2 separate regions of the Homo sapiens genome follow, and region 2 is linked to region 1. The links are chromatin loops, found by intact Hi-C in ENCODE. Cell type or tissue: uterus. All regions are shown on one strand. Links, peaks and the distances in the headings refer to the core of each region. The heading gives the core; the rest is flanking DNA.

Region 1 (15,327 bases), core at 2,321-10,320:
AGTTCCTCACCAACCGCTGACTGTTCTTGGGTTTAGCCATAGCAGCCCTCCACCTGAATTTCTCCCAAAGTAAGAGGAAAGATAGGCTTAGTGCAGTGGCTCACACCTGTAATCCTAGGACTTTGGGAGGCCAAGGCGGGCGGATCACTTGAGGTCAAGAGTTCGAGACGAGCCTGGCCAACATGACAAAACCTCATCTCTACTAAAAATACAAAAATAAGCCGAGTGTGGTGGCACGTGCCTGTAATCCCAGCTACTCGGGAGGCTGAGGCAGGAGAATGGCTTGAACCTGGGAGGCGGAGGTTGCGGTGAGCTGAGGTGACGCCACTGCACTCCAGTCTGGGCGACAGAGTGAGATTCTCTCTCAAAAAAAAAAAAAAAAAAAAAAGGAAAGAAAGGTGTGGCGGGGAGATAGAGAATTCAAAGGAGCCAATGTATTACATGCAATGCATTCTTATTTCCCCTCAATATCTGGCTGCTGCAAAACTCGTCAGGATATTACCAGTGGGGAACACTGGCCTAAAGGCAGAGCCAGTAGTAACTCCCAGGCCCCAACGCACAATGAAAATGTGGGATCGCTTGTTCAAAGAGCAGAGGAAGGTGCCATACAAAGGGACTATTAAGCCACTTCCTTTCTTCCTTAGTCTCTGTCTCTCTGTCTCTCAACTCGCTGTTCTTTTTATTTGCTTTTTAATATTGTTCTAAGTGAACAAAAATTGGAACCTTGAATTATTAGCATGAATTTCTTATTCATCTTTAAATTGTGCGATGGCTATTTTAAATGCAAATATTAGAGCATTTAGCTTCTATGTGGGGTCACTGAAATTAAACAAATGTGTATTTTGTGGCTGATCCCTGATGGGTGCCTCAGGCTGACCAGAAGTTTATGACAGGCACAGCCAGACTCAGGGAGGCTGGGAGGAAGAAGAGAGGATTTCACAGAGTGGAATCCTGCCGAGGGGAGGCTCCTCAGGTACGGGGTCCTAGCAGAGTGAGTGCACCCCCAGCAGGAAGGGCACACCCACTGGGGTCTGAGAGCTTCCTGCCACCCCTGGAAGAACACATTGGCTGTGCCCTGGCCAGGGCGTCTGGGGAAGTAGAGCCAGGCACGCCCCCTTCCTACTGGTGCACTGCTCCAGCCCAGAGCGTATGGCCACGGCCAATCCCATCTCTATGCAGGTGTCACTCACGGGAGGTTCACCTCTGCCGAAACACGGGCTCTGGCCAGCCATCCACCAGACATGCCCCTTTCCTGCCAGCCGTGGGCGGGATGGCCACCACCACGCCTGCCCTGAGATGCCGTGGGGAATACATGCCTGATCCTGCCCCTGCTGGGGGCAGCTGAAAGCCTGTCCTGGGGAGATGGGACCATGCTGCATTGCCCCAGGAGCCTTCACTTACAAAACACACATGCAAGGGTGAGATGACGAAGAACTTCAAGACAGAGCTGCAGAGGGTCAAGCCCCAAGGTCGGGGCCTTCTGAGGATAGGCCCTGGTCATCTATGAAGTCAGCCTGTCCCTAGGGCGAGCCCAGAAACCTGAGCCCTGCGCTCAGACCCCATAGCCTGAGGGAACACCTGCTGCCCTGCATGTGCCCCCTGGATGCCACCTCAGACTCCCGTTCTCTGTGGCCTTTCCCCAGCCTCTGCTTGGGCATGTCCACACACCTCTGAGGCCCAGGCGAAGCCAGCCGTGCTAAGAGGGCACTGGGTGTGTGCTGAGCCTGTGGCAGGCAGGGGGCGGGCCCTTGTCCACAGAGGCTCTCTGCAGTGAGTTTTGTTTTTTTTTTTTTTTCCTTGAGATAGAGTCTTGCTCTGTCGCCCGGGCTGGAGTGCAATGGCATGATCTCGGCTCACTGCAACCGCCACCTCTCAGGTTCAAGCAATTCTCCTGCCTCAGCCTCCCAAGTACCTGGGACTACTGGCACGTGCCGCCATGCCTGGCTAATTTTTATATTTTTAGTAGAGACGGGGTTTCACCATGTTGGCCAGGCTGGTCTAGAACTCTTGACCTCAGGTGATCCACCCGCCTCAGCCTCCCAAAGTGCTGGGATCACAGGCATGAGCCACTGCTCCCGGCCTACACTGGAGTTTGAGCACACGCAGCTGTAGCCCTCCTGGCTGCTGGCAACCCTGGGATGAGTCTGGTCTCCTGAGGCTCAGCGGCCCTTAGCCTGGTCAGAGATGCTGAGGCCCCTTGGGGATGCCCACATTCCCCCGTCTAAGGGCAGAGGGGTCTCCCTTCCAAGCACTGTGAGGCTAGGAGGATGGAGTGAGAGCCGTGGGCAGATGTGTGGCCCATCCAGCTTTGCTGGCCCCCCAGCCCCGTCACTGGCAGAGTGACTTCTATTCCCTCTGCCTTCATTCTGCTCCTGCTCCTCCCAGCTTTCTACTCTGGCTCAGCCTGCAGCCTCCACCTTGCGTTGCTGCCTCCCCTGGGCCCAGCCGGGAGGATAAGGGGCTCTCCTCTGCCCAGGCCCGCCCCCCGCCCCCGAGGGCATTGGGAGACCACTGTCATGTTTGACCTTTCCTGCTTGGGAAACATACTCCCTGAAGTACTGGGTGCTGCCAGGCTGGGACACAGGTGACATTGCTGAACATGCCTGATACTGACCCTGGGGCTTTGGTATTTCTCACATTTTCAAAAACTTGCTCTGCCAGCGCCTGGGCTAGTCTCTGCTCACAAACCAGATGCTGTGGCCATGTGTGTGGGCCTGGGCACCCCTAAAGAGTGGGCTTGGGCCTGACAGGCGAGGCTGCCATGCTAGGAGGCAGCTCAGATGTGTGTGGCACCTCAAGTTTCGTCCCCAGGTACAGACAGGGACTCTTCTGCAGGCTCAGGTAAATGGGAGGCAGGGATGAATGCCTTGGAAGATCAGAGCCGTTGTGGAAGTAATATGTTTATATATGCATTTTTTTCTTTTTTGAGACAGGGTCTCACTCAGTCACCCAGGCTGGAGCGTAGTGCTGCAATCATAGCTCACTGCAGCCTCAAACTTCAGCCTCCCAAGCAGCTGGGACTACAGGCACACACCACCATGCCTGACTCATTTTTTAAAGATTTGTTTTAGAGACAGGTTCATGCTATGCTGCATGGTGGACTCAATCACCTGGGCTTAAGTGATCCTGCTGTCTCAGCTTCCTGAGTAGCTGGGATCACAGGCACGAGCCACCACGCCTGGCTACAGATACATTTTTAAAAGTAAAATCTATCTGTGCCAAGACTTCAAGAAATATAAAGCTTGGGCCCAAGGCTGAAGCTTCCTTTGTGGCTTCAAGCATTTCACTAAAGCGCTAATTTCAATCCTACTCTTCCCGAGAAGCCTAAGGCCTCAATGTGTTGCTTAAATATCAGGATCTACAAAGACCTTGAACTGTCTTTGTGAGCCCCTGGTCCCACCGCACTCCTTGTAGACAGGAGGCAGACCATTGCAGTGGGTGATACCCAGCCTGCAGCAAGGCCAGCGCTCAACCTATTGCTACCAGGAACACGTACTCTCAGGCCTGCCAGAGGCCACCAGACAGATGTAAGGCATCTCCCCCTGAAGTGGCCCCTTTTTTGGATGGTAAGCATTTTAAAACATCAGTTTTACATTAAAGTAAATTTGGACGTATTACTTGCATGAAAGCAAAATTCACGTGAATTTGTCAAGGTAAACTGGAGATTCTAAAGCTGTGTTGGCAAACTCTGGCCCCAGGGCCACCTGGCCCTTCACCTGTTTTTGTAAATAAAGTTTTATTGGAACACAGCCACGCCTATTGATTTATGAATTGCCTGTGGCCATTTTTGTGCTACAACAGTGGGTTGGGTAGTTGCAACAGAAACCATATGGCCCACAAAGCTGAGAACATTCACTATGAGGTGCTAAAGGAATTTTTGCTACCAGGCTGTGCAGAAATGTACTTGCTTAGTGCCTGCCTTGAGCTGTGATGGCCCCAGGCCTCCAAAGTGAGCATGTGCCTTTCACTACATCAGTGCACGTGGGTGTACGTATTAGGGAAGTACTGAGCACAGTGGGCTGCTCAGACCCCAGCCCACCCCCACACTAGCCTTATCAGCTCAAAGGACCGGTGAGGCTACTTCGGGGATTCTTTTTAAAGGATAGAATGAACTGCTCTTAACCGCTGTAGAACGGCAGAGCAGGAGGAGCAGGTTTCCGGGCATGCAGAATAGTCTCTCCCAGCTGTGTTAACTGCTTATGTTCTGGGAGAATGCCTGAGCCCCCAAAGCATCTCTTCTGCTGAGGGCAGACACGCTCCTAGGCCTATGGAGAACGTGGAATCCAAGGATCTTCTGCGCCTTCAGTCGCGGCTATAACCTTTGACCCCTCCCAGCACGAGAACATTCTCTGTACAGTATGTTCTACGACCGTTTTTTTTGAATGAATGATTTCTCTCTATGCCAGGATTCAGATATTTTTCCTCTTTTCATTTCTAATTTAATCCAGAAATTGGCCTGGACTTACCAGAGCCTTGCCAGGGTTTGCAAACAATCCGAAGGCATATGGGCTCAATTTCTCACCAACTTTCACGAGTGCTGAGACCGCATGGTGGCGGTGGGGAAGGCAGTGGTCGGACAGGAGTGTTTTCAGCTGGTCGTGGTGGAAATCTCGTAAACTGGCCGCAGAGATGCAAACCAGCCAGGCGGAAGGCGTCGCCCCAAGTCATAGTTCACGAGTCGCTGGCTCTGGTTCCTGGGAAAGAGAAGAACATCTCTGAAACTGGACACGAAACACGGGTCCCTTAAGTGGGGGGAGGCAAGCGGGGTTCAGGGTCTGCTAGTGGTGCTGTGGCCCTGGGGGTGTTGCTGGCACTGTTTCTGTTCCTCACGCTTGTCCCGCTGGCCTTACAGCCTGGCCCTGTGTGCCACCAGGAGACACAGCCATGAGGGCCAGTGGTGTGTGCGAGGCTGCACGCAAGGCTCAGAAGAGGGCAGTGCCCTCACGTGCTCACAGTAGCCAGGCCCGAGGGGCCCAGGTGGCTGAAGGCTGTTGGGAGTGGTGGGGACTCGGGCGACCGGAGAGGCCACGCCCCCCTGCAGAGCTCCTCGTGGTTCCACTCGCTTGTGTTTCTGTAGGAATAAGCAGACCACTGCTGCCAGCTCGCTCTTCCATGAGAAGCTGGAAATCTACTTTTTTTGGGAAATCTAATTATTTTTCAATGTGGGCCACAGATTGAAATTAAGAAGCCACACTGCACAGGTGAAGCAGAACACGGCTGCAGGACAAGTCTGGTGTGTGGGTGGCCTGAGTGTTCTTTCCAGCCTAGAAGGAAGGAGGCGACTGCCTGTCCTGCTGCGCCCTGTGCTGGTCAGTGCCAACTCCCGGGGCTGTTGGGAGCACCACTCGAGTTGAACACCAGGAAAGTGCTCAGTAGAGCACGGGTGTGGGAGGAGCATGCTGGGATTGGGAGCTGTCCTCAGTCATGTTCGGCACTCCCTGGACTCCTGGCCTCCGCATCCCTGCACTGGGGGAGCTCAGAGCACAGGAGTATGGGGAGCGGGATCAGGACACGTGATTACACCTTGGTTCATCAGGGAAGGGTGCCTGGGGCGGCTGGTCAGGGAAGGCTCCTCGGACAAGGGCCACCGCAGTTGCCTCTAATGAGGACTCCTGGTGGTGGCACAGCGCGCGCAAAGGCCTGGCCGCATCGTGAATCGCAGTGCGCAGATTGGGCCCTGCTGGAGCTTGTGGGGCTTGGAGAGCGGGAGCGAGGTTGATTTGTGGTCTACAAAGATAGACTCCTCTCTCTTAGGAGGTTTGGGGCTTATGCTTTCTATCCTTGGAAACACCCCTCCCCACCTGAGGAGGGGAACTCACATTTGCTGGTTTTGCACGTGCTGGCCCTGTGCAAGGAGGCACACCTGTGACCTCACTACCTTGCCCCAGTGGCCCTGTGAGGTTCCCTTGCCTGCATCAGGTCACTGAGACTGAGAGAGACATGGCCAGAGCACGGCAGATGGAGTCACATACCTGTGGGAAGGTGGCCCCTGTGCTGGTCCTCCCCTACTGTCTGGCCTGAAGATCGAGAGCTCCCAAATCCCCTAGCATGCTCCGCGGGTTCTCATCTCAGGCCTCACTGACCTCCCCACAGCATTTGGAGTCCCCTGGCCACACCCGCCTCTCCCCGCAGGCCATCCGCTCTGCCTCTTGCTTTGCCTTGGCTTCTGCATAGATCTACTGTGTCCTCCTGTTCTGAGGCCCACCCGCCTGCCCACTCACTCCCTTAGTGCACCCGGATAGAGCAGCCCTAGGTGCTGGGGATGTCGTGGTGAGCACGGGATCCAGACCGCAGGGAGCACATGTTCCAGCAGGGCTGGGGAGGCCGACAGACCAGTGATGGTGAGCAGGTGGGGAACACTCGAACAGGGGTCTTGTGGGTGGATCTCACCTCTGCTTCCTCCTGAAATGTGCAGCACCCTCCCCACCAGTGGACATCTCCCCACCTCCTCCCTCCTCCCTCCTCCGCAGACCTCCTGATAGCTGATGTGGAAGCCTCCCAGCATCCTGTCCTTGGCCTCCCGCGGGGAACTGATGGTTGTCAGAATGGGAGTTAGAGTCCCTGTGGACGAGGAGGGCCAGCCATCCACACACCCGGATGACAGCTTGAGGCAGCCTCGGAGCTTGTCTTGTGCAGGCTCCAGCAAGGAGGTGACAGCTGAACCACAAGAACAGAGGCGATGATGTGCCACGCCGGGCTGTCGGGCTGACCTGGCGTGGGCTCTCACTCCCTGAGGCCCCTCCCAGGCTGCCCCTGGAGCTGAGTTGCAGTCAAGCAATCCTGGGTCTTCCTCCCCAGTCCAGGGGTCTCCTTGGTGGTGTGTCTCAGCAGGGTTAGGGACTCCCACAAAGGTGACTTTGTATCGGACCCAGAGAGGGTCTGCCCACCTGATTTTTCACTGAGTACCTGGAAAAGGCCTGGCACGTAGTAGGTGCTCAGTAAATCTCTTTTGAATGAATAAGTGACTAAATGAATTCCCATAAAGCGACTGTGATCTCAGAGACTCCCATAAAAATGAACTCTATCTGTGGGTGTGGAACTCCTCGTGGCTGGGTGTCCTTATGCCTTCGCTTCTATGACAGAGGCTGTGTCTCCATCGTCCATGCTGACGTCTGAATGGCCAGGTCCCGGGATACAGTTTCTAGTTGCAGCAGGTTTGCCAAATTGCTCCTCAGAGCCTCTGTACTGACTCCCATGCCCACTTATGTGAGCCTCTCAATCTCTCTGTGCCTCGGCTTCCTCACTGGCACAGCGGGGATAACACTCACTCGCAGGGTGTGGGAAGGGAAAGATATCGCACGCGGGGAAGTACTCGGCGTAGGCGGAGAAGATCAGAGCCGACCAGCGAGGCGAGCAGTTGTTCACTCGGCCCATGATGTCTGGGAAGAGCCCCAGCCAGCTCCCGTCCTGGACAAGCTTTTTTCTCATGGGGGCCACCTGCTTGCCTTGGCACAGCGAGGACAGGGCCTTGGCAGCCAAAGGAGACGGTCAGCTGTCTCCACCTGGTAGTGGAGATAGTCACAGTGGGGTGATCCTTGAGCTGGTTTTGGTCACAGAGTTGGTGTCTCCCAAGTGGAAAGTGGGAGGGCATCATTCCACACAGAGGAGCCCCTTGTGCAAAAGAGGTGCCAGCCCTCGGCCACCCTGGGAGCCCGCTGGGGTGGGAGAAGGCGCGTGCGGCTGAGCTTGGCCTTGGTCCTGAAGCCTGGGGAAACACGGGAGTACTGAGCACCCAGGTTGCATCAGCAAGAATGCAGAACAGTCCCTGCCTAGTGGAGACGGACAGACAGCTAACAAACGAAGGCGACTGGAGATCACGATGGTGCCAGGAAGTTACCAGGATGGGACAGCACCCGAGGCAGCATAGGGTGCCCCGTGGGAATGTTCACAGAGTGAGGAAACTTCAGAGCAAGGGAAACTTCCCTGCAGCCAGACAGGAGGAAGGAAACCTGGCTGCAGCCTGCAAGACCTCCCACCCGCGCCTGGCAGGGAGCCTGGCCTGGGGGCTGCCCATGCTGGCCCTTCTGATCCTGAGCAGAAGTGATCACGGACCCTTGTGCTTCCAATAATTCGGCCCCTCTTCCTTTGGTTCTGGGTTTCCTGTGTAGCGGTGGGCAGGATTTCATCTATCTTTCCATCTGCCAGAGTCTGGCAAGGGAGCTAAGCCACATAAACAGACTCTGGTGGTGCAGGGGGATTGTGACCTGCTGCACAGAAGGGCAAAGCCGTTTCCCGCCAAGCCCAAGAGGCGCTGGAACATCTGCTCTGGGTGTTGGAAAGCACCCTGCATGACTGCGCTTTCAGGGAGGGATACGCTGGCAGCAGACGACCCTTGCCGTGAGCTTGTAATGCAGGACCCTTCTTGCAGCCTTCACCTTACTCTTGCCCTGCGCTCTGAGTGCCTTGGGGGCCCCTGCCCAGGTCGAGGGGCACAGTGCAAGGTGATGGCCTGCAGCCCTCTGTCATGCCTTCTCAGTCTCTGAGGGGTTCATACCTGCTCTGCCAGGGCCTCTCCCTTCTTCCTCATCATGCATGGATGCCTGGGGAGTAGGGAGGCTGGCCTGAGTCCTCCTCAGCTTTGCTCTGAGGTGGTCGGGTCTGACGCCTGGGCCACTTAGGCATGCTGGACCCCTGCCCAGTCCAAGCCCTATGCCTTGATGGGTGTCCACTCTACAGCCTCTGCCAGCCAGTGCCAGCTACCCACGCCCTGGCCCTCGCCAGCAGGAGCTGCTGCATCCCACACACCCCCTTCTGGAGCGAGGGGCATCCATGTGCTGCCTGAGGCCCATTCATTAACATGAGATCCCTCTCCATTCTAACCACCTGCTTGGCCACCATGTGGGTTGGCCTCCACCCTCAGCAGAGGGTCTCATCTCAGTGGGAAGTGGAGCCCAGAACCCCGGGGACTATCTGCATCTCACCCTAAGGCGGGGGCAGCGGTAGGGATAGGGCTCCGGCTCCAAGCCTGGTGTGGGCTCAGCAGCCCGCCCCCCACCCCGGCAGCTGCTTGCTGCCCCCTCCCCCACACCGTTCCTGTCCCCTGATGCCACAGCTCTCTCCTCCCATAGCGGCATTTTCCTTCCCTCTTTCCTTAGGTCACACTGGTGACAGAGCAGCGGCAGAATATGATGTGTGGGGGAATAAAAATGCATTGTTCTCAAATTACATGGTGGTGCTCAAACGGACCCAGGTGACCGAGCTCAGTCACGGGATGGGCCGGGCCACACAGCCTCTGAGACGGGCGTGTGGGGGGATGCCAGGGCCGGGGGTGGCACGAGCCCTGGCCACTTAGGGCCCCTCTTTGAAAGGAAACTCCTCACTGAGCCCCCCAGGGCTCTGTGGCCAGGGACAGCCGACAAGCTCAGCAGAGTTCCAGGGAGGCAGGGCCGTCCTGCAGCCACTGCTAGCAAGAATCAGAATCCCTGACTTTTCTCGGCCTTTCCCTGTCAGTGGCTCGCAGTGGCCGAGAGGCCCCTGGGGGACACTGGGCTCTGGCCTGAGGCCTCGGCCGTGTCCTTCTGCGTCCTGCAGCCTCAGCAGCACTGGTCCTTCCCCGTTCTGCAGCATTTCCCTTTCTGATGAGGCATCCGGTCAGCGGGTGGGAAGGTCAGTCCCTAAGTGGTGGCATGGCTGTTGTTTCCCCAAAGGCGACGCAGCCAGCGGGGAGAGCTCCAGGGCTGGGTCACACTCGCGGACGTGCCTGGGCACAGCAGCCCCTCCAGCTCTGGAAAACACAGGGGCATGTGCAAGCTGTTCACTCAGACCTCTCCCGATGGTGATGGCCAGGAGGAGAGCCAGGGTGGGTGTAAGGGCGAAGCCCAGGTGGACCATTCTGTGCATGGGGTCCCAGGGAAACAGCTTGGGCTGTTGGACCCTCCTGTAATTTGATGACAGTTTCATTCAGCCTGTACTAGGTGCTGGGGATTTCACTTTTGTCACGCATGTCCGTGTGAAGAGACCACCACCAGGCTTTGTGTGAGCAATAAAGCTTTTGAATCACCTAGGTGTTGTTTTTACCTAAATCAGTCTGGCCTGGTGTATGACAACATAAACTCAAGGATAGAGCCCAAAAACTCGCCAACCAAGCAAATAATTATGCTGAACCCCCTTGGGCACTCTCTAATTGGATGTCCTGGGTCCTCCCAATTCTTAGTCCTTTAATACCTGTTTTTCTCCTTTTATTCGGACGCTGTGTCTTCCGTTTAGTTTCTCAATTCATACCAAACTGCATCCAGGCCATCACCAATCATTCTATACGACAAATGCTCCTTCTAACAACCCCATAATATCACCTGTTACCCCAAAATCTTCCTTCAGCTTAATCTCTCCCACTCTAGGTTTCCATGCTGCCCCTAATCCTGCTCGAAGCAGCCCTGAGAAGCATCACCCATTATCTCTCCATATCACCCCCAAAAATTTTCACCACCCCAACACTTCACCACTATTTCATTTTGTTTTTCTTATTAATATAAGAAGACAGGAATGTCAGGCCTCTGAGCCCAAGCTAAGCCATCATATCCCCTGTGACCTGCACATATACATCCAGATGGCCTGAAACAACTGAAGATCCACAAAAGAAGTGAAAATAGATAGTTCCTGCCTTAACTGATGGCATTCCACCATTGTGATCTGTTCCTGCCCCACCCTAGCTGATCAATCAATTGAATTTGTGAACAATACACCCTCTCCGCCCTTGGGGTAATGTACTTTGTGATATTGCCACCCGCCCCCGCCGGACCCGCCCTTGTGAATCTACTTTGTATGATACACCCTCCCCACCCTTGAGAAGATACTTTGTAATATTCTCTCCCCCCAACTTAAGAAGATACTTAGTAATATTCTTCCCCACCCCCATCCTTAAGAAGATACTTTGTAATATTGTCCCCCCCTACCTTAAGAAGATATTTTGTAATATTCTTCCGCCCTTGAGAATGTACTTTGTAAAATCCGTCCCCAGCCCACAAAAAATTGCTCCTGGCCGGGCGCGGTGGCTCACGCCTGTAATCCCAGCACTTTGGGAGGCCGAGGCGGGCAGATCATGAAGTCAGGAGATCAAGACCATCCTGGCTAACATTGTGAAACCCTGCCTCTACTAAAAAAAAAAAAAAAAAAAAAAAAAAAACCAGGCGCACTGGCGGGCGCCTGTAGCCCCAGCTACTCGGGAGGCTGAGGCAAGAGAATGGCATGAACCTGGGAGGTGGAGCTGGCAGTGAGCTGAGATCATGCCACTGCACTCCAACCTGGGCAACAGAGAGAGACTCCGTCTCAAAAAAAAAAAAAAATTGCTCCTAACTCCACCGTCTATCCCAAACCTATACCAACGAATGGTAGTCCCACCACCCTTTGCTGACTCTCTTTTTGGACTCAGCCCACCTGCACCCAGGTGATTAAAAAGCTTTATTGCTCACACAAAGCCTGTTTGGTGATCTCTTCACATGGACGCACGTGATAATTTTCATTGTTGCTTCAACCTGAAACAACCCTGAGACACAGGGACTATTATTATCTCCATTTTATAGATAAAGAAACTGAGGCCCAGACAGGTTAAGTAACTGGCCCCAAGTCACGCAGCAGGATTGTGGCAGAGCCCATGCTGGCACCCATGAAATCTGACCTCAGAGTGGGAATATCCCCCCCACACTCTGCTAACCCCCCAAATTCAGGAGAGGGGGAGGGGCAGCCTCTTGCCGTCGTTAGTACAAACCCGGGAAGGTTTGTAATGCGACCTGTCTTCTCAACGTGCCTGCTGGAGTGCCACACTGAGGGGTGCAGCACATCTCTTGAGACCCTGCTGGGCTCTGTGCATTGATGAGCTGGCCTGGAAGTGGAGGAGCCCCGTCCCCACCCTGAGGCATCTGCAGAGGTATCAGCAGAGTGTGGACAGGCACAGGAGACGTCGCCTGAGGAGTGAGGGGGTGGCCTTGGGCAGAGTGTTCCTGCGCTGGGTATTGAAGGAGGGGACTCTGACCACCTCACTTTTTGATGTATGAACTGAGCCTAGTAATTCTGATCCTGGCCATTTCCGTTTCATGGTAGTTTGATATTTTGAGCAAGAGTCACGTTTCTTCTAGCATTCCCTCTGAAGCATCTGCTGAGGAGCCGAGGGTGAAGAAGATCTGCAATGGGAACGTTGATTCTCATGATAAGCCCAGGCTCTGGCAGCCCCGTTTAGGCACCATGCAATGCCTAAACTCTTCCTCCACGGAGGCCAGCAGACCTCTGTCCCCTGCTCCTGGCTGCACTCTCTTCTCTGCCTCCATCCTGGTGGTCCAAGCCTGGCCTCCGAAGGGGCACAGAGAGAACAGCCTTCTCCTCACTTATTTCAGGGGGTCCCAGAGAAGCCACAGAGCAGCAGGCCCCCCTCCCCCAGGCCTCTGACAGACTTTTCAGGCCTGGCTTGCTCCTGGACATGGTTTTGCCAGGTGGGCCACAGGCTGCCTCTGGTGGCCCAAAGCTCAGCTGAGCGAAGGACATGGGAACTTTCCTGAAGGTTGGGGTGGCTGCTGTTCCAGGGCCCCTGCCTGTCTCCTCTGTGGCTGGCAGGCCAGTAGGCCTCCCCAGTAGGGAGCCTGCACCGGTTCCCCCCTTTCTGCACCCCTCCCCCACCTTGGCAGAGGACAAAGTCACCTCTGCCCAGCAGCCGCAGGCCACCTCCCAGGGCTCACCATCCCCTGGGTGGAACTCTGCCACCAGTGAGGCAAACTTTACATTGCCATGCAGAGCCGCTCCTTCCTCATTGTCTATTCCAGAACAGAAACTTGGCTGCATCTTTGCATAAGCAAAAGGCGCATTACAATGTGTTTCCCCAAACAAGAGAGCCCTTGGCCTCTCTCCGCACAGAGATGGCTGCGGCTTTGAACATTTCCCCCCAAGGTTTAAAGATTCCAGGATCAATTTCTCAGACAGTACTCAAGGACATTGTCCCTGGGCTTCCCCTCCCCCTGCAACCTGGGAAAGGAGAGCTGCTTCTCCCCAGCACACGCAGGCCTTGGGTAGGGTGGATGCGGAGGAGGCCCCCAGGGCTGCTGGGGGGAGGGGAGGGGAGGCCCTTAGCTGGGGGCCTCCCCATGAGAGGGGTCACAGGCCTACGCTGGGTCATACATTTTGCCCATTTCCTGTTATTCCATATCTTCAAAGTGATTCACTCCATTCATTCAGCAAATGTTTACTGAGCACCTACTATGGGCTAGACACTGCTGGGAGCAGTTGCACGGCAAGTCCAAAGTTCCTGAGGTGGAGACAGGCTGCCTGTGCAAGGAGCAGCCGGGCTAGCCGCTGGAGCACAGGGAGCAGGGCCAGGGCAGCCCGAGAAGACTCAGCAGGGCCAGACCCTCCTGGCCTGGAGGTCACGCCAGGAACTGCGGTCTCATGCCTTGGGGTAGGAAGGGTTTAAGCAAGGAGGTCACTGCCTCTTTCCTTTGAGATATATTTTTTAGGATGAGTCTTTTTTTTCAAATGCTCCTGAGATATCTAAAGAATTGAGGGGCTGCACAGGGAGAGTGAGGATTCCAGGCCTGAACCAAAGCACAGGCAGCAGGAGAGGGCAGCCGGCTCTGGGGAAGGCTGGCTGGGCTGTCAGGAGCAAGGGTGCCATGTGGGGAGGTATCTGAAGTGACGCATGGAGAAGCCAGCCAGGGCCAGCGTGGAGAGGGCTCCGAATGCCAGGCGAGGGGCTGGGCCCTGCTTCCGAAGGCACTGGAGAGCCGTTGAGGGTTTTAGACAGTGGAAGGGGAAGGTGAGATCTATTCCGCTTGGTGATCGTAGTGAAGAATGGTGTGTGTGGGTGGGGGGGTGGGGAGGACACGAGGGGGACCGTTGGGGAGCCCTACCGCCTGTCTCCTGTCTGGCAGAGAAAGTGGGTGGGGCCGGGGGAGGAGGGGGATGTGCAGGAGGCAGGCATGTGGAGGTCGCCTTCTGTCTTCAGTTGCTCTTTTTGCCACATCAGTCGACTCTCTGCTCTGCAGAAATGTTGCCGCTGTGTCCTTACTGAGGACGCCAGTGTTTTGTCGGGAATTACACTGATTACTCCCAGTGGTTCCCATGCCCAGGTGGGCCCTGCAGGCCTCTGGCCAGGGCTGGGCAGGAAATTTTGGCAATTTTGCAGCCTCCTGAAAAGCAGGTAGAGCCCTGGGATGGTAGAGGGGGCAGGACGGGGCTCACTCCTCAGGCCCACGGAGGACAAGGACACTGTGGAGCACCCCTGCCTCTCACATGCCCCACAAACCCTGCCTGCCCCCCATGTCTGTTCCTGATGTATCATATTAACCTACGGGGACTGAGAGGCTGGACAGCAGAAGGAGCCCGGCCCCGGACTGTGGGTTGGACTTTGCCATAGCACACGCAGGGGCAGGAGAACCACCCAGGCCAGTGGTCAGTGGTCTCTGGGCCACAGTGCCCCATGGGGTTCCTGACTGCTGGGAGGGGCTGCTGAGACCTGGCCTGGGAGGGGGCCAAGTTGAGGGCTCCGGAGCAGGATCCCAGGCCCAGCAGCCACCCAGAGGAGCCAGGAGGCCATCGCAAGCCCCACCACGGCCTTGCTCAGGCCTGCCTCCCAGAGAGTGGGCATGCCTGGGGAACTATGTGCTGTGCTGGTGTGGAAGGGAGGAAGGGACAGAGGTTTCCTGGGGAGAGGATCAGGGAGAGCGCACCACAGTTGAAGGCTACCAGGGAGGGAGGGCTGAGGGGGCCTTGGCTGCGGCCTGGCCTCCTTCTCCCTGGCTACCTGCTGGGAGCATTTGCAGGCATGCCCTCTCTAGCTCCTCAGCAGCCAGGGAGCCCCAGTTAATCTCCGAACCATCTGAGGCTTCCAGAGGCCAGGGTCAGGGCACCCAGCGCAGGAGGTGGGAGCTGGCTGCTGGCGGACAGCCCACAGTGGAGCTCCCCAGCCAGGGGCCCACGCCTAGCAGCCTGACACCCCAGGGCTCAGCTGCCTCGACCCCACCTCCAAGCAGAATGTGAGGCTGACGGTCTATCCCAGGGAGTTCCATGCCCAGCGACGGGGCTTTTGGAGTGGTTGGTCACCTCCTGTCCCAAATCAGGGAGCAGGATTAGATCTGCTCAATGTTCAGAAGGACACAAGATTCCTTCTTGAGATGAGAGCTGCCACCTTCGGCCCCAGGGGTAGGGCTAGGAGAGTGGGAAGATCTTGCGTCCTGAGGGGCAGGGCCTGGCCAGGAGCCAGGAGAGGGCCAGCCCCGCATCTCCTCCCTCCGCCCTGTGGGAGCTGCCGGAATGCCCTTCCAGAGCCCCAGCCTCTCCCTGCTCAGGCGGGGCAGATGACCCCTATTCCAATCCACATCATCCCTCACATCCGTCCCTTCTCTGCAC
Region 2 (15,327 bases), core at 4,040-12,039, 160 kb before region 1:
GAGCTGTGAGAAAATAAATTTCCGTTGTTCAAGCCACACAGTGTGTGGTGTTTTTTAATGGCAACTCTTGACTAATAGAGCCATTAAACTGGACGATCCAGACTATAAGGATTAACTGCTTTTCTGACTTACTAGAGGCATTTTGAGTCAGCCATTAAAGTAGCATGGGAGACACTTACTATTTAGTAGCCACTCATGCTTTTCTGTGGGGCATGTAACTAGGGTGAAGCTAACCCAGCCCTTAGCTTTCGGGGGTGGATCGTTCGGCCAAATCCTGGCCCCTCAGTGAATTCTTGGCCATTAGATTGGTGCAAGGATGGGCCCCTGGCCCCATCTAGGCCCACTAGATACCTGGGACTCAATATGAGTTGTTGGGGAAGAAGCCTGTTTCCCCTCAGGGCTTGAGGTTCTGAGAATGTGAAGCTGGAGCCGTGGCAGCCCTGTTGGTATCATGAGGACATTTCTTGTTTGAGATGGGATCAACCCATAGGAAGAGGAACAGAGAGCTGGAGGGAAAGAAACTGGGTCCTGAGGACAACATTTCAGCTGTCCAAGGCCAAACTATCCCTGGATTTTTAATTCTGTGAAACAATAACTTCCCTTTTTGCCCAAGTCAGCCCGAGTCAGTTTCTGTCACTTGCCATATAACCATATTTAAGCCACCAGTTCTTATCCACATCTGAGCCCTTGCTTGGAACGGCCCTTTCACGGTCCTGAGACAGGCTGATACAGACAGAACCCCTCACTGATCTCGTGACTAGTTCTTGGCTCTCACCGGTGGCTTCCTGCCTTCCACCCCCAGAGCTGAAACATGGGTGGCAGGCAAGATTGTATCCGGGCACGGTGGCTCACGCCTGTAATCCCAGCACTTTGGGAGGCAGAGGCGGGCGGATCACGAGGTCAGGAGATCGAGACCATCCTGGCTGACACTGTGAAACCCCGTCTCTACTAAAAAATACAAAAAAAAAAATTAGCCGGGCGTGGTGGTGGGCGCCTGTAGTCCCAGCTACTCGGGAGGCTGAGGCGGGAGAATGGCGTGAACCCAGGAGGCGGAGGTTGCAGTGAGCTGAGATCGTGCCACTGCACTCCAGCACTCCAGCCTGGGCGATAGAGCCAGACTCCATCTCAAAAACAAAAACAAACAAACAAACAAAAAAACCGAAAACAAAAACCAACAAAAAAAGATTGTATCCAACCTCAAAGAGCTTTGCAAGAGGAGGACCTGTTGCGGGGAGGCGCATCCGAGCATTTTCCTCCAGGAAGGCAAGCTGAGCGCTGAGTCTCTGTGGCCTGACTTTAATTTAACTGACAACTTAAAAAATCAAAACCAGTGTCGGGGGGCGTTTAGAACGTCTGTCTTCCCTGTTTAATTTCACAGGGATCCTGTTATGGCTTTTAATACCATGTTTCATTTTAAAGAACTGGTTTCATCAAAGCGCGGCTTTCCTGTAACAGGGTCAGGTCCACCGAAGAAAGGCATGTTCATTAGGGAAAAGCGGCCCCTGGCTTGGGCTTAACTGTAGGTTCAGAGAACAGAACGGAAAGCCCACGCCCTCTGGCGATCTCTCACGGTCTGAAGGAGGCGCTATGCGGAAATGCGACTCGTTTCTGAGGAACATCACGCGTGCTCTCCCTCTCCAGTGCCTCAGGTTGTTACCTGTCACCGATGCCCTTCCTCGTTCTCGGCAGGCAGATCCCACCCTCCATCACCTGGCTCCCCTGTTCTGGGCGTGGCTGTGGAATGATGGTCTGCAAAGGTGTAAAGGTTGCCTCACTTGGAAAAGGTGTCTTTGAAGATGTGATTTGATGGATGATTTTGAGAGGAGAAGATTATCCTGGATTATCTAGGTGGGTGCTAAATTGGATAAATGTCCTTATGAGGAGGAGGCAGAGGGAGGTTTGACCCAGACACACACCCAGAAGAGGAGGCGGCGATGTGACCAGGGAGGCAGAGATGGGAGGGAAGCGCCCGTGAGCCAAGGAACGCCAGCAGCCCCAGGAGCTGGGCGAGGCAGGGAACAGATTCTCCCCAAAGCCTCTGGAGGGAGTGTGGCCCTGCAGACACCTGCTTTCTGCTCTCAGACTCACTTCGGACTTCTGCCCTCCAGAGCGGGGAGAGAATAAGTTTCTTTCGGTTTAAGCCCCGCTTAAACCAAGTTGGTGTTGATTTGTTACAGCAGCCACAGGAAGCTAATACAGAAGAGAAACCCATCTAAACTGTCATGCACAAATTGGGTCCTTCGGTGTTGAGAATGAGGGTGGTGCGGATTCCATGACATCCAGAGTGGGAAAGCGCGTGGAGCCTCTGGCGGGGCTGGAACTGGGGCAGGGGAGGCGCCAGCCCTTTCCCTGCTTCAGTCTTGCTTCCTCCTCTCTCTTCCTGGCTTCCTCCCCCACCATGGCTCCATTCTTCTCTATCCGCAAAGAAGGCGATGTGGGAGATGCACAGGGAACAGATACTTGCTTTGGTTCACATGATTTGGAATCATTTCACTTGTTACAAGAACCAGCACTTTCATAATGCGAAAACTGGCAAGTAATGAAACTTCAATGCAGGCTGTGCTGGGCTGCACTGCGGTTCCCCGGGCCTCCCCATCCCTATGTCCGTGCCCTCTGACACATGACTTTGCAGCTTCTCCCTCTAGGACAGGCTGGGCAGTGAGTTTTGCCTGGCCAGTGGTACGTGGGCGAAGTGACATTTTCTGGCAGCTTCTGACCTCACCCATGGGATGAGCTTCCCGTGGGAGCTGCTGCCCCCTCAGCCCGGGCCCCAGAACGCACACACAAAAACCGAGCTGTGAGCCTGAGAATACGTTCTTGCTGTTTGAGGTTGCCAAGTTTTAGGGTGGTTTATTATGCAGCGATATTATGGCAGTGGTGAACCGCTATGGAAACCGGTACCTAGAACAGAATTGGCTTTGAAACCAGAAACTGTTATAGGAGGCTGCAAAAATGATGGCCTGTGTTATGCAGTGGTGAGACATTTGCTAAAAACTGTCACTCGCAGTAAGTTGAAGGTTAGAAAAGGTACTTGGTACACTCACGGCTTTGGGCTGGGTGTGTCCAGGTAGGATGTTGAAGGCATGAGCTGGCCTCTGCTGCCCACAGTTGATATGGAACCACAAACAGGAGACATCTCCGGAAAACACTGGCTGCTTGTCAAGAAGAATTGAGAAGGAAAACAGAGCCTGGAAATTCTGGAACTTTCTGGGTTGGAAAATAAAACTATTTCTTTTCTCTTTTTTGTTTTTTGAGACAAGGTTTTGCTTTGTCTTCTAGGCTAGGGTGCAGTGGCATGACCACAGCTCACTGCAGCTTTGACCTCCCAGGCTCCAGCGATCAACCCACCCCAGCCTCCCGAGTAGCTGGGACTACAGGTGTGTGCCACCATGACTGGCTAATTTTTATTATTTTTAATTTTTTATAGAGACGGTGTCTTGCTGTATTGCCAGGGTTGGTCTTGAACTCCTGAACCCAAGGTATTCTCCCATCTTGGCCTCCCAAAGTGCTGGGATTACTGGTGTAAGCCACTGTGCCCAGCCAAGAAAACTATTTCTAATCTTCAATCTCTCCATCCAATAAAAGATTTCCCACTTAAGATACAGCCTGGAAGAAAATTCAAGTCAATGAAGATATAGCTTGGGGACAAAAATCAAATCAAAGACACAGCTATCACACCTTGTGTGAAGACCTCTGAAAGAATTAAATGATGCCCAGCAGTTACTAGAAAGATCAACGGTGGGTCCTGAAGCAGCTCAGGGGGCTCACAGTACCTGCAATTAAGTGTAGAGAAAGGCATGTCTTGTAATACATTGTGAATATGGCTTTTGGCACACAGCATCCAGTTTTGTTTTTTTTTTTGAGATGGAGTCTCTCTATGTCGCCCAGGCTGGAGTGCAGTGGCATGATCTCGGCTCACTGCAAGCTCTGCCTCCTGGCTTCATGCCATTCTCCCACCTCAGCCTCCCGAGTAGCTGGGACTACAGGTGCACGCCGCCACGCCCAGCTAATTTTTTTTTTTTTTGTATTTTTAGTAGAGACGGGGTTTCACCATGTTAGCCAGGATGGTCTCGATCTCTTGACCTCGTGATCTGCCCCCCTCGGCCTCCCAAAGTGCTGGGATTATAGGCGTGAGCCACCGCGCCAGGCTTACATCATTTTTGAGAGAGCTGTTTTGGCAAAAGCCCACCAGTCTGGACTAAAAGAGACTAACGGTATTTAATGTGGAAAAAAAAATTTGGGGGCCACTGACATTTTATGAACAAGACCCTTCAGCTGCCAGGAAGGGCATATTTTCCAGGGTCCTTCTCAGAGGTGACCAAGGAGAAGGATGGGAAAGGAAGGATCTCCTAGAGAGTAAACAGCCACAGAAAACAATGGATTGAGGCTCAAGTCCCAGAGGGTGAACCTGGAACCTCATCCCAGAACATTCTCGACCCCCAGGGGAGCAGCACCTGGCAACATTTTTCCAACAGGATTTAAGGATTGCTATGAACCAGTGACTGCTATGGGCTTCCTGTCCTTCCCTCCTTTGAATGGGAGTGTTGCTGGGGTGTGTGTGAGGTGTGGAAGGTAGGAGGGGTGAACATAACTTCTCCTTGTGTTCCACAGGTCTCTGGAGCAAGAGAAGCCACATCTGGATGTGATGTAGGATGGGGTATTCTGGACTTCAAGCTTGAATCATGAGTGGTTAAGGCTTTCAGGGTCTTAGGATGGAGTGAGTATATTTTGGGAGCAGGCGTGTCTTCGTCCATTTTGTGCTGCTGTAACTGAATACCAAGATTGCATAATTTACAAAGAACAGAAATTAATTCTCTCACTGTTCTGAAGGCAAGATCAAGGCACCAGCATTTGATGGGGGCTTTTTTGCTGTGTCCTCATGTGGAAGAAGAACAGAAGAGAGAGAACCGATTTTCACAAGCCCCTTTTATCACAGCTCACCCCTCAACACTGTTGCATTGGGGATTAAGTTTCCAACACATGAATTTTGTAGGGGACACATTCAAACCACAGCAGGAAGCCTCTTGAGTAATTGGGTCCAAGAGGACAGTCTGTAGTATATTGTCTTATTGTTTCCAATTCCTCACCCATCCTATATTAGAGCTGCCATAACGGATGATCACAAACTCAAATGACTTAAAACAATAGAAATCTACTCTCACAGTTCTGGAGGCCAGAAGTCTGAAATCAAGGTGACTCTCACAGTTCTGGAGGCCAGAAGTCTGTAATCAAGGTGCTGGCTCATTCTGGAGGCTTGGAGGGAGAGTCTGTTCCATGTGTCTCTTCTGGCTTCTGGTGACTGCTGGCTGTACTAATCAGCCTGGGCTGCCACTGAAATGTCATGGAGGGGCTTACACAACAGAAATGTATTCTCACAGTTCTGGAGGTGGGAAGTTCAAAATCAACATACCATTCAATTAAGTTCCTGGTGAGGGCTCTCTTCCCAGCTTGTAGCTGGCTGCCTTCTTGCTGTGTCCTCAGGTGTTGGAGAGAGCCAGAGTGAGAGCAAGAGAGAGAGGGAGAGGGAGGGAGGGAATGAGGGAGGGAGATAACCCTTCCTCTTCTTATAAGGACACCAGTCTTATTGGATTAGGGCCCCACCCCTATGACCTCATTTAACCTTAATCTCCTCCCAAAAGCCCTGTCTCCAGATACAGTCCCATTAGGGGTTAGGGCTTCAGTATGTGAATTTGAAGGGGGCACAGTTGAGGTCATAGCTCTGGCAACACTTGCTGTTCCTTGGCTGGTGGTGGCATCACTCTGATCTCTGCCTCTGTCACCATATGGCCTTCTGTCTGTGTATCTGTGTCTCTGCATCTCCACTTCTTAGAAAGACACCCATCATATTGGATTGGGGCCACTCTGATCCAGTGTGACCTCCTCTTAACTAATTACATCTGCAAAGAGCCCGTTTTCCAATGAGATCCCTTTCTAAGATTCCAGAAGGACATGCACTTTTGGAGGACCCTGCTCAATCCAGTACACACCCCTCTTCCACATCCACTGTTGTGTGACTTTGCAGCTTCTCCCTCTAGGATGAAGTGTCCCTCCTCACCCCACTCCCACTGGGCTGGGCGTGCATCTCTCCTGGCCAGTGGAACACAGGTGGAAGTGATGGTGTGCTGGATTTGAGCCTGGGCCTTAAGCATGAGGTCTTTATGCTCATCTTTCTCGAAGATTCTGACCTCCTCCATGAGATGGGCTTCCCCAGGAGCTGCTGTCCCAGCACTTTGGGCTCCACATGAGCTGACATGGAGCTGAGCTGCCCCAGCTACAGCCTGGACCGGCGGAGCTGTGACCGCAGGATGGCTCTTGTTCCCTGGGGTAGGTGGCAAGGTAGTTCTCCTGTGCCTATAGCTGATTGATACAGGTGAGAAGGGATCTGAGATGGATAGGCAGCCCCTTCTGAGCCCCTGGTCCCACTGCCCTGCTGGAGTGCAAGCCCTGTGTTGTCAGGACATTTTGTTTTATCAGTTTTATTTTCGCAGCCAAGAATCTAGATTTCTAATCTGAAAGCACCTAGTTTTTAACTTATGCATCTAATTCAAATTTTCAAAGTGACTGTGCTGTCCCAGCCAAACATGCCCATGGGCAGGATTCTGCCTGCAAACCTCCAGCTTGTGGCCTAGGGTGTGACCTGTCTGGCCCTGCAGGTCCCTCTGCTCAGCATCTTCCCCATCACAGGCCCAGCCATCCTGGGCAGATCCTGCTTCTGGGAAGAGAGTGGCCTCCCTTGTGCAGGTGACTTTGGCAGGACCAGCAGAAACCCAGGTTTCCTGTCAGGAGGAAGTGCTCAGCTTATCTCTGTGAAGGGTCGTGATAAGGCACGAGGAGGCAGGGGCTTGCCAGGATGTTGCCTTTCTGTGCCATATGGGACATCTCAGCTTACGTTGTTAAGAAATATTTGGCAAGAAGATGCACACAGAATTTCTGTAACGAATAGGATGGAGTTTTAAGGGTTACTACGAAAAAAAGAAAACTACTGGAGAAGAGGGAAGCCAAACACCACCAAGTTTGAAATCGATTTTATTGGACGAATGTCTCACTTTAAATTTAAATGGAGTCCAACTTCCTTTTCTCACCCAGACGTCGAGAAGGTGGCATTCAAAATGTTTACACTTGTTTCATCTGCCTTTTTGCTAAGTCCTGGTCCCCTACCTCCTTTCCCTCACTTCACATTTGTCGTTTCATCGCACACATATGCTCATCTTTATATTTACATATATATAATTTTTATATATGGCTTGTGAAATATGCCAGACGAGGGATGAAATAGTCCTGAAAACAGCTGGAAAATTATGCAACAGTGGGGAGATTGGGCACATGTACATTCTGTACTGCAAAGTTGCACAACAGACCAAGTTTGTTATAAGTGAGGCTGGGTGGTTTTTATTTTTTCTCTAGGACAACAGCTTGCCTGGTGGAGTAGGCCTCCTGCAGAAGGCATTTTCTTAGGAGCCTCAACTTCCCCAAGAAGAGGAGAGGGCGAGACTGGAGTTGTGCTGGCAGCACAGAGACAAGGGGGCACGGCAGGACTGCAGCCTGCAGAGGGGCTGGAGAAGCGGAGGCTGGCACCCAGTGGCCAGCGAGGCCCAGGTCCAAGTCCAGCGAGGTCGAGGTCTAGAGTACAGCAAGGCCAAGGTCCAAGGTCAGTGAGTCTAAGGTCCATGGTCAGTGAGGCTGAGACCCAGGGTCCAATGAGGCCAAGGTCCAGAGTCCAGTAAGGCCGAGATCCAGGGTCCAGGGAGGTCAAGGTCCAGGATCCTGTGATGCTGAGGCCCAGGGTCCAATGATTCTGAGGTCCAAGGTCCAGGGAGGCTGAGGCCAAAGGTCCAGTGAGGTCAAGGTCCAGGGTCCAATAAGGCCAGGGTCTATAGGGTCCAGTGAGGCTGAGGTCCAGGGTCCAGGGAGGCTGAGGTCCAAGGTCCAGTGAGGCTGAAGCCTAGGGTCCAGTGAGGCCAAGATCCAGGGTCCAGCAAGGCCAAGGTCGAAGGTCCAGTGAGACTGAGGTCTAGGGTCCAGGAAGGTCAAGATCCAAGGTCAGTGAGGCCAAGGTCCAGGGTCCAATAAGGTCATGGTCTAGGGTTTAGTGAGGCTGAGGTCCAAGGTCAAGCAAGGCCAGAGTCTGAGGCCCAGCAAGGCTGAAGTCTAGGGTCTAGCAAGGCCAAGATCCAGTGAGACTATGGTCCAGGGTTCAGTGAGGCCAAGGTCCACAGCCTGGTAAGGCCAAGGTCCAAGGTCCAGTGAGGCTGAGGCCCAGGGTTCTGCATGGCTGAGGTCCATGATCCAGCAAAGCTGACACCTGGTCCTAGCGTGGCCACTGCTCAGTGAGATGGAGGACCAGGGTCCAGCCTGGGCAGAGGCTGAGACCTGGGACCGAGCAAGGCCAAATCCCAGTTTCCAGTGAGAGTGAGGTCTTTCGGAGACATTTGTTTCCCTGCTGCCATGTGTCAGGTGGGTGGAATTATCTGCTAACTTCTGATGAGTCTTGAAGCAAGCTGCCTCTCACTCCCTGTTGATCCCAGGGCTTAGGCTCTTCCTCTGCAGTGATGGCTTGTCTGGGACCACCTGGCTCTGCAGTTCTCAGGTCCAGCCACTGTCTCTCTTGTGCCCAGGAGGATGCAGGAGAGGAGGGGCTTGGTCATTCAGACCAGGGTTGGGTCATTCCTGGAGCCACCTGGCCGGGGGACTCTGCTCTTTCTCAGCTATGCACCTCATCATCGCACAGATTCAAACCAATAAAGGGAAACCAGTGATAGCTCCAATCAGTTCAAAACCTCCATTGTCAATGTCCACTTTCGGTGTGAGAGACGTGCTTTACTATGTTTATGAGGAAGATCTGAGGGTCTCAGGTGACCTCCAGGATAACAGTGCGGCTGATCATGCAATTTGTCTGCTCTATCATTGAAGACAATATTATGGCCAACAGCATCCTTCTGTCTAGGCTGTGTCTGAAATGCCGTGGAGAATAAGGGGTCTGGGGGAACTTCCAATCAGAGGGTCTGTGGAGTGGCTCAGGATGGGAAGAGCCTCAGGAGGAGAACACACTGTGGCACAGACCCATAGGAAGGGATCTTCTGGGCAGCAGCTTCTCATCCTGTAGGCACAGGGTCCTAGGATGCACCAAGCATGGGGCAGAGGCCCTGGGCTCTATAATGATGGGAAATGCTGTGGTCCTGGGCTTTGGGGTGCCTTGAGAACAGAGAGACACTGTAGTCTCAGCTGCCCCAGGAGGCAGGTCAGTGGCCCTTATCACCACTGCAAGCCCTAGATGAGCTGGCAGCTCCCGTCCATAGCAGGCGGCTGGCCGAGGCCAGAGACAGCTTGCAGTGTGGCCCATGCTGAGGGTTGCTAAGGAGTCTCAGGGCTCAGACGGAACTCCAGACAGCCTTGCTGCTGTGGCCTCTCTGAACGGAGATGGGAAATCGCCATGGGGTAACGGCAGCCGCCTCAAAGTCATTCGATTTCCTCTATCTCATTTTCAGAAATGCAATTAGGGAGGCCGGGGCACCGTGTGGGCTCTGGAGCGTGCGTCTGCGTGTCTGGGTCTGTGGGCGTTTGCGGGCTGCAAGTTGGCGTGTGTCTGCATGCCTGCTAGTGCACGTGCATCACCACATGTGTGTGCTGTGGTACGAGTGTGTGCATACAGGCGTGTGCAAGTGAACACTCTCGCCTCTGGGCTCCTGGAGAAGTCACCCATTCAGCACCCTGAATCAGCTTCTGTTCCCTTTCACATCAATTTGCTGGGGAGTCCCCCAGCCTTGAGACGACAGTATTCCCGTGGCACTCCCCTCCAGCCTTGCACCCCTACCTCCCCATCCTCCCTCCCAGCAGCCTGTGCATTCAGACTTAGGTTTGGAAGGCCTTGGGGATGGTCTCTTCCTCAGGTCACTGTCCCTATCTGCAGCCGAAGAGCAGGACCTCTTAATAGGTAGCAGGGGGCCACCGGTGCCACATGGGGACAGGAAAAGGAGCATTTTGGAAAGTTCTAGCAGCTGAAGCCATCATAGAGGTCCCTGTGTGAGACAGCAGAGAAGCCTGGGCTACAGAGGTTCCCCTGGGCTGCCCCAGCCATGCAGGGACCCCTGACCCAGCTTCTCCAACCAACAAGGCAGAGGTGGGCTCTGCAGCACACGGGCTAGAGGCCACAGGCCCAGGGGCCAGGTGGCTGTGTGCAGAACGTGAGGGTCTGGAAACCTCCACTCCAGCTTGTGGATGCCCCATGGCACAGCGGGCCCAGAGGAGCCAGTTGGGCTTTTTTTTTTTTTTTCATGGAAGCCAGAGCTGCATGTTTTCATGGGCAGTCTTTTGCTTTTTTAAATCTTAGCAACTAATTTGAGTTTAAAAATAAAACCCTATAGGCCACCAGTGGGCAGCCCCTTATGCAACACTTAGGATAGGATGCTTGAGTTTGTGAGTGACAGTAAATGACTCCATGACCCTCCAGGCCGAGTGGGGCTTCACGGGAAGATGCTGGACCCCAGAAGGCCTGGGGTCTCAGAAGCCTCTGGACACCCCCATATAGGGTGAACGTTGGAGTCTAGGGGTTCGATCTGCCTTTGAACCCTCAGGGTCTGCCGTCCCTGAGTGTCAGCCTCTTCACCTGCAAGTGGGATGCTGCAGTTCCACCTTGCAGGCAGTCATGAGGCTCAGGGGAGGCAGTTTATGAAGACCTTGGCTAATTCACCTGCAGCGGTGCCCAATGACGGCATCTTTCTGCTCTGGTGGGAGAGGAAACTGCAGGGTCCAGCTGACCCAGTCACCTTTGATCTGGGCAGATGAGGGTGGTCTTGGGGTAGAAACGTGCATGATCCTTCTCCTCAGAAGAGGGCTGGGGACCCCTCAACCAGTGTCCCAGTGAGAGATCTTAGTTCCCAGGGCATTTTGCAGTGAGCATGATCTTGCTTCCTTCCTCTCCTTTTTTTCTTTTTTTTTTGAGACGGAGTCTCACTCTGTCACCCAGGCTGGAGTGCAGTGGCGCAATCTTGGCTCACTGCAAGCTCCGCCTCCTGGCCTCACGCCATTCTCCTGCCTCAGCCTCCCGAGTTGCTGGGACTACAGGTGCCCGCCAGCACACCCGGCTATTTTTTTTTTTTTTTGTATTTTTAGTAGAGACGGGGTTTCACTGTGTTAGCCAGGATGGTCTCGATCTCCTGACCTCGTGATCTGCCCACCTCGGCCTCCCAAAGTGCTGGGATTACAGGCGTGAGCCACCGTGCCCGGCTCCTTCCTCTACTTTAAACTCTCCGCTTAGAACAAAATGCAAACTCCTGGCTGAGACCCACAAGGCCCTGTCTCCTCGACAGTTTCCTCTCTCACTCCATCTCCTCCTGCTCTCTCCTGTTCTCACCACCTTTTTGCTGCGCTGCTCTTGCTTTTCCTGGAGCACAGAAAGCTCTTTCTTGTCTCAGGGCCTCTGCATGTGCCGTCTCTCTGCTTGAGGTGCTCACCGTGTAAGCCACTCTTCCCGGGAAATTCTCTCTGATTAGCTTTTAGCCTAAACCTCCCCCTTCCACCCTCCACCACCTTTGTCACACGTGTTTGATGTCACCTGCCTCTTTTATCTCCTTCATGGCATCTATCTTTGGAAATCGTTTTATTTGTTTGATTGGTCCTACAAATATTTACTGCACACCTACTATGTGCCAGGCTGTGTTTTGTCAATTGCCATATTTTCTACAAGACTTTGGCGAGGTTACCCGTCCAAAGTCAACCCTGGCATCCTACCATTAATGTCCTACCGTACCGTCAGGGTTTGGTTCTAAAGTCAGTGGCGGCATGAAGAAGGCCATGGTCAAAATACTCTGCAAATTTCCAGCGTCCACAGTGTTGTGTTTCTGGCCCAATACTGCACTATGGGTACAGCCATGTACAGGAAGTCATGGAGAGCAGTACTAGCAAAGGTACCGGTGCTGACTCTGTGAGGATCAGTTGTGAGCCCCACATATGTGGTCAATCATTTGATTCTCAACCAGGTATGGTAGCTCACACCTGTAATCCCAGCACTTTACGAGGCCATGGTAGGTGGATCACTTGAGCCCAAGTGTTCAAGACCAGCCTGGGCAGCAAGACCCTGTCTCTACAAAATATAAAATATTAGCCAGGCACAGTGCTACGCGCCTGCGGCCCCAGCTACTTGATTGGCTGAGGTGGGAGGATCACTTGAACCTAGAATGTTGAGGCTGCAGTGTGCTGTGATCATGCCGCTGCACTCAGTCTGGGCAGCAGAGTGAGATCCGGTCTCAAAAAAACATATCATTTGATTCTGAAAACTGCCCTGTGATGAGGTATTATCGTGCCCAATACAGACTTTAAGAAACTGAGGCACGAGAGGTTAACTTTCCCAAGGGCACACGGCTGGAAAGGGGAGTTGAAATAATCTAAGCCAATGAGCCCTGGTGGAGTTCCCCTCTCAGCAACCCCAGGAAACCAGGCTCCCTGCTACCCAGGACAGCTATGCCCACAGGGTGGGGCAGGAGCCCTCCAGCTAGGAGATGGGCCTCATTATTCCAAAGAACATTGGCACTTTCAGCCACCAACCTGTTTCAGGGGCTGCTCACGTCTACCCTCTGCTGAAAACAAATATAAGTCATGCTCAAGCTTTGCTCCAGACTGGGAGGGAGGTGTGCAAGCCCCCTCCAATGAGGAGACAGAGGCAAGCATAAGAAGATGCGTGCTGTGTGCAGGTCATTGTGTGTGGGGTGCCGTCCTGGAGCCGCCCCCTTCTGACTAGCAGGAGAGGAAGTCACTTGAGCCCACGGGCTCAATTTCAGGCATCTAGTGCCCAACGGGGCTGGTCCTGTGGGTGCTCCGTCATGTCAGGGAGGGGTATCGAGGCTGGGGTAGAGGGGGTGGTAGGGAGGGGGTGCAGACTGGAGAGTGCTTTCATGTGGGGGTAAAGGAATGGAGGGGACCGAGATGCCCCTGGGTCCCTGGCTGCAGGGAGCCTGCAGGGAGAATGGAGACGCCGGATGCTGAGCCCAAGGGGACTGGGCCGAGGCTGGGGCCAGGCTGGAGATGGGGCAGTTCTGGGTGGGTGAGTTGGTAAGGCTCTGAGATATCTTGATGCAGGTGGCTGAGGGAGCTGCATTTACGGTAGAATGAACCCAGCGGGTGGGCAGTCATCAGCACACCGGCTCTCACGAGCCTGTGGGAAAGGATGAGATTGCCCAGGAAGCGGAGGGCTCAGGGACCAGCCCTAAGGACTGGCCTTGGGTCAGTATGAAGAGAAAAGGCTTCTCCTCCTGAGGGGTGGCCCAGAGCCAGACCTGTAGAGAGCTGCAGAAACACTGGGCACAGGGATGATTTAGTTCATTTTCAAAAACCCAACAAACTTTAAAAAAATTACCAAAAGGATACAAACATATCTTTTCTTTGTTTCTTTCTTTTTTTTTCTTGGAACCCTCAGAGGAAGGGGACACCATTTTGCAGGGAGCAAAGGTACCAGTTCCTCCAGGACCCCCACTTTCAGTGTCCTGGGATTTGTGTCCAGTCTCGGTGTTTCTGCAGAGGAAGAAGGACCCCTGGAACTGTTGGCAGGAGCAGCTAAGAAGGTCGCTCCTACCAGCGAGAGGAGGGACCCTTCTCCCTTCTGGAGGAGAAGTGGGAAGTGGGGTCCCCAAGGCTGTAGAGATGGCCGGAGCCCCCCAGCCATGCACCCAGAGTTTTCCTCCCACCACGGTCTTCGTCTTAGGGCTTCATCATGGGCACTGTAGCCCTGAAGTCCCAGCCAGAAGCTTCGGTGTCTTTAAGGCCCACATCCTTGATCCCGTGAACTGGGAAGGGTCAGGCTGGACTGGATGGAAGGACATTGCCACAGAGGGTGACCTAAAGGTAATGAAGCCCCAGAGGCCAGGGATCCTGGGGATCTAGCAAGGCCTGGGCTGGGGTCACCGATGGCTTTCCTCAAAATCTAGGAAGTAAGGAAGCGTCCAGACAGGCTTAGAAAAGGCTTTGAACACAGATCTCCATAATGTAATAGAACTGGGCCCTTCACTAGTTACCTACAGGATTTACATAAAAAGAAAGGAATTCTGCATGCTGTACAGATGGTGTAGTATAGGAGTGGGACACAAATATAGCGTCACATGGGAAAAACTTCTTTTGCCAGGCAGGAGGATGCCTGGGACTATGCAATACTCTGATTTGGAAATAAAGACAGAAGGCAATGCTGGGGGCACTGGGGTAGACGCGATGGTTAATCCAGGTTTGTCCCAGTCATCCCTTCACCCACCGCCTGTCAGCAACTGGTTCAGCAAATGACCCAGCCTTGGCCCACAGACCACAGGGGAGACAGCGGTCCTTCTGGGAGAGGGCAGTGCACCTGTGCTTTGGCCATCCTTCTACCTGGTTGGGGCAAAGATGCTAGGCAGGCAGCAGGGCCCTTGGTGCTGCGGTTAAGCTCCGTGGCCACCACACCTGTAGACTTCCGGGTGCGTGAGCTGATGCATTTCCTCATGGTTTAAGCTGGCTGTCTTACTTGCAGCCAGGAGCATCCTGAGGGACCCAAAGGCCTTTCCCAGATGAGGGGGCTGGACAAAATGGCCCCCGACCCCAGACAGGGGCCAGACACAGGTGAACCCAGAGATTTAGACCCCAGCTCAAGTGGCGTCACTGCCTGACACACCCAGATAGCCCCTTTAAAATTTTTCTCTGTTCTCTCTGCTAGGCTGAGCATATGTGTAAGTGGACAATCACAGATAGGCATTAAGCTACATCCTTCCCTGGGCCATTAATGCTTAGACTGAGTCTGAGTCTCCATCTTGCATCTCCATGTAGAAATGTTAACTGAGCCCTGATCCCCAAGCCTCCAAACCTCAAGCACTTTGTCTTCCACTTCCAGGCAGAATCGATCTCAGTGGCGAGGGGATGCCTCCGTGCTGCAATGGCAGTAAAAACAATTGCTACTGAAACACCACCCACGTTTCCTCTTTTGCTGGACACGGCTCCCTATTAAAGTGTGTACATGGCGTCGGGGAGGGGCACGCTCAAGAAACAGCAAGAACCACACTTCCTAGAGGCCACCCAGCCTCCACATTCTGTTCAATCAGCATTCCCTTGACATATGGCTCACCAGGGCCACTCCCGGCCAGAACTCCGCCAGAGCATCTGATGGGACCACTGCACCCGCTGTTTGCCAACAGCAAAGTTGGACAGAGCTGCTGTCCTCAAGGCCCCTCGACAAGGTAACTAGCCCCTCATGCTTGGCCCGCTCTGCACACAGGCACCAGTGAGACTAAAAGAGTCCAGCTCCTTTCCCACAGCCCCTAAGAGCTTGTTTGTCATTAGGGAGGGCACTGAAACCTCACTGCCTCCATCTGCTTGGCA

Evidence for each region. Peaks named below come from ENCODE experiments on the same cell type or tissue, not always from the same donor. Only the 100,000 strongest peaks of a DNase experiment are listed, where the experiment ranks them.
Region 2: a loop joins it to region 1, with 2.3 times the contacts of the local background. A loop is called at or near these places in 1 of 110 quality-filtered maps.

The regions. Positions count from the first base shown.
Region 1 is chr5:179,185,306-179,200,632 of GRCh38, reverse strand. The region is part of intron 4 of ADAMTS2 (ADAM metallopeptidase with thrombospondin type 1 motif 2); the gene reads left to right. LOC124900195 (a long non-coding RNA gene) reads left to right here and starts at 3,019. Exons shown (of 2, transcript XR_007059081.1): 1 at 3,019-5,309; 2 at 6,471-10,001. RefSeq lists enhancers at 1,531-1,825, 7,910-8,601 and a silencer at 1,531-1,825. In uterus, for the core only: no CTCF peak of the experiment used is centred there; no DNase peak of the experiment used is centred there.
Region 2 is chr5:179,348,792-179,364,118 of GRCh38, reverse strand. It overlaps LOC105377759 (a long non-coding RNA gene), which reads left to right and starts at 14,864. Exons shown (of 3, transcript XR_941311.3): 1 at 14,864-15,185. In uterus, for the core only: no CTCF peak of the experiment used is centred there; a DNase peak (open chromatin) is centred at 7,343.